3 separate regions of the Homo sapiens genome follow, and all the other regions are linked to region 2. A link is a loop called in an ENCODE intact Hi-C map of the cell type or tissue named here. Cell type or tissue: dorsolateral prefrontal cortex. All regions are shown on one strand.

The links. A loop is a pair of places that touch in the nucleus more often than their neighbours do. Peaks named below come from ENCODE experiments on the same cell type or tissue, not always from the same donor. Only the 100,000 strongest peaks of a DNase experiment are listed, where the experiment ranks them.
Region 1: a loop joins it to region 2, with 2.0 times the contacts of the local background. A loop is called at or near these places in 3 of 110 quality-filtered maps.
Region 3: it touches region 2 in a loop (3-fold over the local background); 4 of 110 quality-filtered maps call a loop at or near these places.

What each region holds. Positions count from the first base shown.
Region 1 is chr6:158,416,423-158,420,422 of GRCh38, forward strand. All of the region lies in intron 2 of TULP4 (TUB like protein 4), which reads left to right. Among named protein-coding and RNA genes, the nearest start is that of SNORA116, 95 kb to the left of the region's middle. In dorsolateral prefrontal cortex, no CTCF peak of the experiment used is centred here; a DNase peak (open chromatin) is centred at 1,519; H3K27ac peaks cover 4,000 bases.
Region 2 is chr6:158,283,547-158,287,546 of GRCh38, forward strand. It overlaps a transcript of TULP4 not described here. Among named protein-coding and RNA genes, the nearest start is that of TULP4, 27 kb to the right of the region's middle. RefSeq lists an enhancer at 1,953-2,667. In dorsolateral prefrontal cortex, no CTCF peak of the experiment used is centred here; DNase peaks (open chromatin) are centred at 261 and 2,315; H3K4me3 peaks cover 2,232 bases; H3K27ac peaks cover 4,000 bases.
Region 3 is chr6:158,406,584-158,410,583 of GRCh38, forward strand. All of the region lies in intron 1 of TULP4 (TUB like protein 4), which reads left to right. Among named protein-coding and RNA genes, the nearest start is that of SNORA116, 86 kb to the left of the region's middle. In dorsolateral prefrontal cortex, a CTCF peak has its summit at 2,132; DNase peaks (open chromatin) are centred at 1,638 and 2,068; H3K4me3 peaks cover 367 bases; H3K27ac peaks cover 3,980 bases.

The sequences.
Region 1 (4,000 bases), 130 kb after region 2:
TGTGTCTTAGTTTTTAACAAAAACATTTAAAAAGAAAAAAAAAATTAATAGAAAAAGCTTACAGCATAAGGATATAAAGAAAAACATAATTTGGTACAGCTATATGTTTGTGTTTTAAGTGTTATTACAAAAGGATCAAAAAAAGTATCAAACTTCTTGAAAAACTGAAAAGTTTAAAAAGTAAAACAGTTACAATAAGCTAAGGTTAATTCATTATTGAGGAAAGAACCATTTTTTTAATGAAATGAGTGCAGCCTAAGCATCCAGTGTTGATAAAGTCTACAGTAGCTACAAGGTAATGTCCTAGGCCTTCAGTCACTCTCCACTCACTCTCTGGCTCACCCAGAGCAACTTCTAGTCCTGCAAGCTCCATTCATGGTAAGTGCCCTTTTATAGATGAACCACTTTTTATCTTTTATACTGTATTCTTACTGTATGTTGTCTATGTTTAGATAGCTTTAGATACATGAATACTTGCCATTGTATTACAGTTGCCTACAGTGTTCAACACAATCACATGTGTACAGGTCTGTAGCCTAGGAGTAGTAGGCTGTCCCATACAGCCTAGGTGTGGAGCAGGCTCTACTGTCCAAGTTTGAGTAAGTGCACCCTGTGATGATCACACAACAAGGGAATTGCCTAATGACATACTTGTTAGAATGTATCCCCATTGTTAATCGACATGACTGTATACCCCAAGGAGCTCAGGCTTCATTACCATTAAAAGGCCCACCCTACCAGCCAAGCAGTGCCACCAGCACATGGATTCTCCTAGCAGTAGCCTCTGTGAGCAGGGGCCCTCTATCATCTCCATAGCAGCTGTGCAGTCACCACCATCCAACACTTCCCTTGTGTTTCTTTCCATTGAGGGTTTGGAGCAGATATTAGAAACAAGAAAGGGAGAATGAGTTCAGCCCTGGAGGCAAATGAGCTTCCCTGGGCCACAGAACATCTGGAAGCACCCAGAATCTCATAAATGCCTGCCTACCAGGTTTGACTAAAGTAATTACTGTATGTTGTGATCTCATTTTAGAGTTTTGTTTACTTTTGCCATTTGGAACTCAGATTTTTCAAATCTTAGAACCCACTGAGCAACTGTCATCATTAAACAGTGGCATTCTGGGGGAGGCTTGGTTGCCTTTAATCGTGTTGGAGTCAGATCTTACCCGACTAAAAAGGACACCACACACTGGTGACGATGGATCACTGGTCAAGGAACTGGTGGCTTTCTGCACCTGGAAAAGTTCTGTGGCTTAGAAGAGGAGTGTCCTTGAAACCAGCTCAGAGAAAAAGACTACTTTTTAGAAGAAATGACAGATTATTTTCATTATATAGCATGCTTTTCATTGTCACAAAGTAATCAAACATTTGGCAAAAGCTAAGAGATGCTTTAACAATTTCTTTTTCAGGAAATGATTAAGAGTCCTTTATTTCAAAAATGAGTTTGGAACAGTACATGCATTATTTTACAGTATTAGTCACCAGGGGCGGCTGTACCAGGCACACACACTCTGAGACAGTCTGATGAAAAGCTGCCTGGGTCAATGGCATGGTCAGCCTGCTGCTCAGCTTCAATTAATCCATGCCTGAGAACTCTTTAGTAAAGCAAGAGCATTGCAACCTTCTGCAGTTGAAAAACTAAAAGAACTGGAGTTTCTGCCTTTTTGTGTGTGTGTGTTTTTTTTTTTTTTTTTGGGAGCGGGGGAGACAGGGTCTCTCTGTCACCCAGGCTGGAGTGCAGTGGCGCATCTTCGGCTCACTGCAACCTCCACCTCCCGGGTTGAAGCAATTCTTTTGCCCCAGCCTCCTAAGTAGCTGGGATTACAGGCATGCATCACCACACCCGGCTATTTTTTTATACTTTTAGTAGAGACAGGGTTTCACCATGTTGCCCAGGCTGTTCTTGAACTCCTGGGCTCAGGTGATCCACCCGTCTTGGCCTCCCAAAGTGCTGGAATTGCAGGCATGAGCCACCACTTTTTTTTTTTTTTTTTTTTAAGCAATTCGATACTTGGTTTTCTCTGGTTTTGTTTTTCCAGTTGTGATATAGTCTTATCACATTATGTTGACCTAATAAACCCAAATTGAGCCAAGTGGCTAGTTGGGAGACTGAGTCAAGAGGATCTCTTGTGACCAGAGTTCAAGATCAGCCTGGACAATATAGCAAGACCTCATCTCAACAAAAATAGTTTTAAAATTAGCTTGGTATGGTTTCACAACCCTGTAGTCCCAGCTACTCGGAAGGCGGCAATGGGAGGATTGCTTGAGCAATCCATTTGAGGCTGCAGTGAACTATGACTGTGCCACTGCACTCCAGCCTGGGCAACAAAGCAAGACCAAGTCTCTAGACAAATAAACAGAAACCCAATTAGTCCATGTGAACATCCTCTATTACCAGTTTTTTTGTGTGATGTAAAATTGCTGGTATCTCTAAGAAGCTTCATTTTACTGGCTATGTGTTTTGGCTATGGATTAAGGAGATTTCCCAAAATAGTTTTCTCTTTTAGTACAAATCTTTTTTAAAATACATAGTTAAAATGCATGTAAGTAAATAGCATTATCTTTGCAAAATGAAAGAGCTTTTTATTTTTATTCCAGAATGTAATGCGTTGTTTCTGAAAAACATTGTTTTATGTTAATGAGAAAAACCAGACAGTATAATTGGTTGGAACATAAAGTCAGTAAAGCCAAGGTTCTGAGTTTATCTGAGGAAACAACTTTTTTCAGTAATCTCAGACCAGCTATTCAAGAGCTATCTCACAAACCATGCCATTGTCATGATAGAGACATTGCTGATAACACAACATAAACCCATAACCCCTACTTGAAAAACAGCAAGAAGTTCATGTTCTTTTGGTGTTTGTTCATTTATTTTCTCATTACCTGAAATGTAATATATCCATTAATACCATAGATTTTTTAAAAAGCTAAATGTTTGTAGCTATAAGCAACATTGAAGATTATAGATAGCATTTGTTTTGTTAGATAAGATTAAAAAGAAACACAATGTAGGACAAATTGAAAAAGTAAACCAAGGTGGTAGAAAACAGGAACAAATATAATGCTAATTAGAATAAATGTAAATGGATTAAATTTACCAATCAAAAGATACAGCTTAGCAGATTACATTTGTAAAAATCTAGATAACAGTATATCTTGTTTAGAGCCACACCTCAAACTTAAGGACATAAACACATTTAAAGGATGAGAAAGATGTATCTTGCAAATACCAAGAAAAAAAATAAAGCTGATGTAGCTGTATGTTAGTATCAGATAAAGTAGATTTGAAGACAAAGTATTATTTGGTTCGTAGAAGACAGAAAGGATTATTTGGTAAGCTGTAGTTTACCAAGAGCATATTTTAAATATGTATACACTTATTAATAGCATCACAATAAGTGAAGGAAACTAATAGAACTGAAAGGAAAAATTGATAAATCCATTGACATACTCAGACATTTTAACGACAGTCAGCAAAGATGTAGATGATCTGAGCAACACAATTAACAAGCTTGACCTAAAGGACATTTATAGGTTCTTAATTCACCAATTAGACAACATACTTTTTTCTCAAACACAGAAGGGTTATAAAAATTGATCATATTCTAGGGCAGGATTCTGCAAACCTTTTCTGTGAAGGGTCAGATAGTAAATATTTTAGGTTTTGTGGACAAGGAGCCAAAATTGAGGATATTATATAGGTATCATATAACAAGAGGAAAATCAGATTTCCAAAAGATTTTTATTGACAAAATTTAAAATTTGATTTATGAACACTGAAATTTGAATTTTATGTAATTTCAAATAACAAAATATCATTCTTCTTTTGATTTTTTTCTTCTCAACCACTTAAAACCATTCTCAGTTTGTGGGCCATACAAAAATAGGTGACAGGTCAGATTTGGCTCACAGGCCATAGCTTGCCAATCCCTGTTCTACGACTTAAATAAAAAACAGATTTCCAGTGTCAGGCATGATGATTATAGACCACGATCTCTGA
Region 2 (4,000 bases):
TGAATTTGATTCAACTTTGGATCTGTGTGCTTGTCCTTATAGAATTATATATGCAAGTGATACTACTGTGTTCTTAAACTGTCCTCTTTATTGGTGGAAGTACCAGTAAATAGAATCATTATATTCACTTACCTACCAGTCATCCTTCAGAACTAACTGTTAAAGTGCAAGTTGGTCTCCTTTCACTAGGAAATAAACTGCCTCCAGCCTTCTGCTTCAGCAGGTCTGCTTCTTGCACCTCAGGCTCCTCCTCCACCCCAGCCAGCTTCAGCCTCTCTCTTGTATTGGCTGCTTGTGTTTTTCTTCACCCTCTGGGAGTCCCCTGGGGTGTCCTCCTCTCCTTTGACGGCTTATGTAGTTTCTGCGCCCATTTAACCTCAGGGAATGATTTCTAAACCACATCCAAAGTGAAAAGTGGTAGATAATGGACCCTCCTATAAATGAGGCTGACCATATATTCTGGAAAACTCTCCTACTCTAAGCCCTTAGAAATACTGCAAAAGATACAGCAAACATCCGTTAAAAGTCTTTATCAAAAGAAAGTGAGAAAAATCCATAGGTGGGGAAAAAGAGAAAGAGGAGTGAGTGTTTTTGGGAGACAGAAGGTCTAAAACTGAATTGGGAAGTGAGCACTGAAGGCCGGGGCCTGGGACTCATTCAGGCCAGATGGAGACCAGGCTGGAAAACAAAACAAAAACATCCATCAGCAAATGGAGTTAAAAAGAAAAAGTCTCTTTTGAGACTGTTTGGCTTGGGATTTGAATTAATGCTACCTGCATGGTCTGGAAAACCCCAAGCTGAGAAACGAATCTAAATGCTTCTGAGTTGGAAGAGCCCAGGGCTGCTTGGCAGAAAGAAAGAAATGCAAATCCTTTCAAGAAGAATGCTACCCTCTACCCGCTGCTGAAGAGCTGGGGATATGCTGACGATAGAAACATTGCTAGACATATAAGGAAATGAGCCGCCGTGAATGAGAGTCAGCTTAAAGTCAGTGATGACGTGCCATCTGCTTGATTCGTTCATTCCTCACTTTTTAGCTGACCACCCATTATATACTGAGTGCTGTTCTCAGTGCTGTGGTTATAATGGCAAAACATTATGTGGAGAAATAGGTACTGAGCTGCTGACCAGAGGCTTTGGTACATTTGGCCTGCAGCCCTGCCCACTTCAGGGCTCTCAGTCAATGCTAGAAAACTGGTGCTTGGCTGGTCCCAGTTTGAAAACTGCTGATTATGTTAATTCCTGGATTTTACAAATGAAAAAACTGAGACCACAGTGGTTAAGTAACTTGCCCGAGGTGTGAGCCTCGGTTTCCTTGCCTGTGGAATGGGGATGATACCTACCTCACAGGGTTTCTGTGGCTATGAAAGGTTAACCAGCATGTTTTCTGCCTCAGATATGTCTATTCTTCCTTTGTCTTCGTCTTTAATGATCACAGATAGTACAAGGACCCAGTTCTCCTGCTTTTCGGGTTCAACACTTTTCTGTTGCTGGTATGATTCTCAAGGTCTTTGATTGTTCAAGCCCTACACAGAGCTTCACACCCTCACTCTTAATTGTTCTCTGATTATTTCATGTATGTGAATTTCCCCTTCCTAACAGATTGTGAACAGTTTACGTTCAGGGTCCAGATTTTGTATTTTTATGTTAGCTTTATGTTGTCTAGTCTTGGACTGGTCTGTTAGTAGATTTTTTGTTGTTGTTAAGCAACAATAAACAATTCTTTATAACAAATAATATGTTGTTTATTAACAATAAACAACATATTATTTGTTTATTGTTGCTGGATTAATCACAGTAGTTCCATTGTAATGAGGAAACAAGAATATTTCTGTCCAAAAAGTCATTATGCGAGAGTTTTGGCAACGTAAGGAAACACTTTTGCTGGCCATTTATGATGTTGACATCTGTATTCTGCCCCTTCAGTCTCTGACTGATGATTCCTACCTGAATTCCTGCTGTGGTTTGCCTTACAGTACAGGCCTGCTCATTCCTTCTGTACCAGGCCTGTTTGTGAGTACTGTTCACCACCCTGAGATTCTCTCTGTATGTTGGAAATCATTGAATGAATAGCTCACAGCCGCTTCCATGTAGTTGTAAGCACATGTATTAGGATTGGAAGTGCATCCATTTGTATGGGCACGGGTCCATTGTTAGCTTTGTTCCCCTGTCGCCCTGCCCTGCCCTGCCCTGATCTCTGGCCTAGATGGACAATGTGGGTGTGCTCTCTGTGTCTTCCCTGTCCATCTGTTGGCCGAGGGTCAGGCACTTCTGCTTACCATCAGAACCAAGAAGGAATCACTTGGAATTCATCCCTCCCATAGAACCCAACTGTGGCTGGGCTATAGCCAGGGCTCTGTTCGGTTGCTGGCTGCGTTTCAGCTCTCCATTTGAGTCCTTTCTATATGAAAAACATGAAAATGCCAGGGGATTATTTTTGCAAGTAAAAAAGATGGCAGCAGATGTGAAAACAGATTTACTCATCATGATGTAAATTGGTGTTTTGTTTTCATTTTAGTTTAACAATATATAGGTATTCATGAAAATATTTGGCTGTAAAAAATTAGGAAAATTACAAACTGCCATTATCTGTTGCAATTCATTCAATTCAGTTTTTTTTGGAAAGAACTTGAAATTGTAAGTTAAAAAATTTACTGAAATTTGTGCTAGTTAAGCTTTAAGAATTCTAAGTAATAATCCAAAAGACATTCTAAAATTCAGATTTATCAAAATCAATTGTACCTTTCTTTGTACAGATATAATAATTTTCTGGAATATGGAATGTGGTGGTAGAAGTAATGCAGAATTGTTTTGCCATAGCCTTTGTTTTCTCTCGCAATTATTTCTGTGTTTCTTCTGTTTTATAAAGGAAATGGATTGTGTTTAGTAATTTCCTCTGTACCTGTAACCACGAGAGTAAACTTTTTATTACATCTAAACTTGTTTATTCTTGTATACATGCTAGATCATAGACTAGTTGAAATTTTCTGTGTTACCATGGGTCTGTGAAAAGATCTTGTCTTACTGGTCTTGTATTCCTAGTAAATTTCAGTATGATGATATCACTTAAACACTGTAACTGTGGGACATTGGCAGGAGCTTGGGGATATTTTTAGCTACTTGGAACTCTTATTGTAATGGTATTTATTAGTAATTCAAGACAAATTTTATTGTTTAATTATGCTCTATGGGTTTATTGCCATCCAAGACTGCAGTGTTTTAGATGACTAGAATTTAGCTTTTTAAGAACCCCAAATTTTTATTTCAGCTCTTTCAGTGGAAAATTTTCTAAAATATGCTATTTCCTTCTTAATGAGAAGATAGTGAACATAATAGGACTTGTAATTTCCCACTTGAGTTCATCTCTTTATTCTTTTGTGAGGACGCACAGTAATGCTTTTGGAAGGGGTCAGCATGTTGGGCTTCTTCCTACATTTAATGGTCATTTGCCAACAGATATTTACTGAGTTCTTTTCTAGGTCTGGAGATTCAGTGATGAAGGCATTATTTCTTGCCCTCAGAAGGTTCATATTGTAGTAGGGAAGATAAACCAGGTAGTAAATCTTAGAACACAATGGGATGTTTACAGTGAAGAGGAGAGGCCAACCTGGAGTATATGGGTTTGAGATCCATACAGATCTGGGTTCAAATTACAGGGTGAATGGAGTTGTTAAGCTCCATCTAGCATTTGCGTGGCCAGACATATGCATGTGTAGTGTTTATTTCTGTCGTGGCAGTAAAAAGACTTCTCCTGTAGTTTATTGGCCTATAAAATAATATAATTTACGACATCATTGGAAAAGTATTTTTATTCCTATGTAGGGTCATTTGTTTCTAGAGTAGAACAGTTTTAACACCGTATACAAATAAAAGCACTTTTATTCAACTGAACATGCATTTATTGAATACGTAATATATACGTACATTTTGCTTGCTAGATGTCTTGATGAATAGACATTTAAAAGTCCTTACCCTTAAGTAATTCCCAAGTTAGCACGGA
Region 3 (4,000 bases), 120 kb after region 2:
TGGTCAAAAGATGAAAGTATTAACTGTTGGGTTTCCTCCAGACCGTAATTATAATGTAGCTCTTCAGCATTGTTTTATCTTGCTTTAATGGAAGAATCTTGCTGCCACTTAATAGATGAGAAGCATGGAATGGTAGTTTCGCATTCATATCAGATTTGGTGTGGAGTTCACTTTTTCCTAATTCAGGCCTGGCTAATAATATAAACTCTATCCAATAAGAAGATATATTATTTTCTGACAAAAAAGTTTGGAAAATACAGGAAGGAATGTGTAACTGTGTTTCCTGGTACATGTCCTAAGGAAGCTGGGACTAGAAGGTCACCCCCCAGCACATGCAGGTTCAGAACTGGTTAGAGGCACGGCGGTCCCCAGATTCCAGGGCTTTGACCACAGATCTGTTTTCTGAGTTCCTGTATTATCTCTAGGCCATTTCATTCACAGATTCTTGCCAACCAACTGAGATTAACTGAATTGTGTTTGAATGAGAACTGGATTTGTGAACATTCAAATGACAGAAATAAATTTGGCTATCTGAAAGTAAAATCTAAAGTTTTCTTCACATGTAGTTAGTGTTTCAGAGGGCTTAAGAGAAACTCAGTAATAGTAAAGACTACCCAACTAAAAATGGGCAAAGAATCTGAATAGACATTTCTCAAAAAACACACAAATGGCCACCAAGCACATGAGAAGATGCTCCGCATCATTAACCATCAGGGAAACACAAATCAAACTGCTGCACACTCACCAGGGTGGCTGTCATTTTTTAGAAGACAGGCAATAGCAAGTATTAGAATTTGGAGAAACTGGGAACCTCAGCCATTGCTAGTGGGGATGTAAGTTGGTGCATCATTTTGGAAACCAGTCCTGTAGTTCCTCAAAAAGTTGAACATAGAATTATCATTTGACCCAGCAACTCCACTCCTAGGTATAGACCCAAGAAAAATGAAACATGTTTATACAAAAAAAAAACTTGCACACAAAAGTTCATAGCAGTATTCATAATAGCTAAAAGTTGATGAACAGATCAACAAAATGTGGTCTCTCAATACAATGGAATGTTACTGGGCTATATTTAAAAGGTAAACACTGATACATGGTACAACATGGATAAACCCTGAAAACATGCTAAGAGAAGGAAGCCGGTCACAAAAGAGAACATATCGTATGATTCCTTTTATATGAAATGTCCAGAGTAGGCAAATCTGTAACAACAGAGAATTGGTTGCTTAGGGCTGGAGGGAAATATTGTGGGGTTGGTTGGTGGTAGCTAAAAAGTACAGGGCTTTGAGGGTTGAGGTAGATGTTCTAAAACATATTGTAAAGGTTGTACAACTCTGTGAATATACTAATAACCATTGCATTGTACACTGACAATGGGTGAATTACATATGTGAATTTTGTCCCAATAAAGCTGTTATCCAACCCCTTATCATTTGAATCAGTTTTAACATCTTACTCTTGAGAGAGAGAGAGGGAACAGATAACGGTTAATCATCTTTCAAGAATAGTTTAATAGAACAAAAGCTACAAAGTTCTCAGTCTGGTGTGGAACATTTGTGTGACGGAGCGCAGTGTACCGTATGGGCCGGGACTGTGCAGAAGGTGCTGCACGCAGAGCAAGCGGGAGTGCTTGGAACTTCAGGGAAGGCTTTACTCACCAGGCGGCAAGGGGCAGAAGGGTGTTCCTGGCCAAGGGTGGCACGAAGCATGTGGTGATGTTGCTTTTTAAGTTACAGAGTTGGGTAAGGGGTGCAAGTGGTGGGAGACAGGTCTGGAAAGGGAGATTACCTTTCAAAACATTTATCTTTTATTAAAGAGGAAACTGTATATGTAAATACTGTGCTGAAGCAGTCTTTATCTTCTGGAGTTTTGAGTTTGTGAATTAATAACACAGAGCTCTCATTTGCTGAATGTTTGCGGTGTGCCTGGCCCCGGTCTGAGGTCCTTTCTTAAGATACTCCTCACAACTCCGTGAGGGGTGTGCTACCATGGCTTGCGTCAAGCAGACGAGGAAAGGGGCAGCAAGAGGGTCCTGGTGGCCACAGCTGTGCAGCTGGTGAGTGAATGACGAGGCCCGGAGTCAGAGCCAGGCAGCCAGACTCCAGAGCCCGCCTTCCTCACCACTGACCTCCCGGTGACATCTCTGGGGGCAGCAGTCTGCAGAACCATTGTTCTAGTTGAATTTCTTCCAGCCTCCTTTTCAGGGTGCTTTTGGTTCGTTAAAATGACCACATGTGTCTACAATTAAATTGGCAATCACTTTGTTTTTCTTGCACAATTGTAGTTGTTGCTGGTTCACTTAATAAATTGCAGAATAAGAAGAACAGAGTGGTGATAATCACAGGGATTTCTTCCTTGAGCTGTGTGTATTTAGTGTTCATTCAAATTACATTTGTTTTAGGTTGAGAGAAATCCTTCTGAATAGTGATGACATTGGTTGTTCCCTGAGATGGCTTCTTGTGTAAATCTATCAACACCCTTTGGAGGGCTCCTGACTCAGAAGATGAACGTCCTTGGGATGGGCAAAGTGATGCTTGTTTTGCCTTCCCTAAAAGTAGTTCTAGGTGTAAGAAGTGATGTGACTGACTTAGGGCCTTAGATTATGGCCCAAATGTAGGCTTTCTGCAGTTCTGCCCTATGTTTTTTTGTGTAGATTTTCCTGCCTTTAATAACTTCACTGATAATAGTAACACTCTAAAATGAGAGAACATGTCTTATATTGGAGAGGGTAATAGGTTGGTATCTTTTTGAACCATCAAAGGCCTAGGTCAAAACTAACCCTTTCCTCTGACTTCTTAGTCAAAGAACATACACTTTAGCTAATACCCCAAGACAGAAGTTCTTTGGTGCTGAGAGTCAACGAGAGTCACATTCTCCTTGAAAAGGGAAGGGAAGCTCTATACCTGGATAACTGCGCAGATCCATGGCCCCATAGCACAAAATTCGGGCAACTGAGAACCCAGCTGGCCCCCAGCTGGTAATTCCTCAACATTCTGGTGTGTCCTAACATTGCCAAATAGGCTGGAAGGATTTAGAGAACAGGAAGTAAGCTACTGGGAGATAAGGCTGCAGCTGTGAATTATAGACAGGGGAGGAAATGAGAATAACAGCATTAGCAGTTTGGCTTTATTTTTAAACCAAAAATCACTGGAAAGATTTCTGTCTCTAATTTAAGGGTGTTACTCACCTTTTCGTTTATACTAGTTGGAACTCTTAGCAAAGTATGTAAATGGGACTATGTTTCCATGTACTGCTGCATCTCAACTGATTAAGAATCTTTTTTTTTTTTAGAGGTGGAGTCTTGCTCTGTCGCCCAGGCTGGAGTGCAGTGGCATGATCTCGGCTCACTGCAAGCTCCGCCTCCCGGGTTGATGCCATTCTCCTGCCTCAGCCTCCCGAGTAGCTGGGACTACAGGTGCCCGCCACCACGCCCAGCTAGTTTTTGTATTTTTAGTAGAGACGGGGTTTCACCGTGTTAGCCAGGATGATCTCAATCTCCTGACCTCGTCATCTGCCCTCCTCTGCCTCCCAAAGTGCTGGGATTACAGGCGTGAGCCACCGCACCTGGCCACTGATTAAGAATTTCTAAAAGATGAAATTGAGTCTGTGAACATTTCGTTTATCCAACAATGGCAACTGTGTTGTCATAAGACCAAAAAATCTTCAATTTCACATTAGAAATCATTTAAAAATATGTTTTGCCTCCACTCTTTTGTGTTTGTGTCATGCTGTGACTGTGCAGCCTTTTTCATGGAGAGGTTTGTTTTTGATGGATATTAAAGGCAAAAATGTAAATGTGGCTAGCCTCTCTCCTCTGGAGTATGACATCTTGTCATCAAGTATTATTTTACAGAGAGAGTCATAGTGGATGAGTATTCATTGGTATTACATTTAAATAAGGAAATAATTTAAAAACTGATCAGTCATGAACATCGTGTTCTTAATTTGTCATGTTCTATTCCACAGTGGCCATTCTGAAGTACATGAGTGACTATGGGCT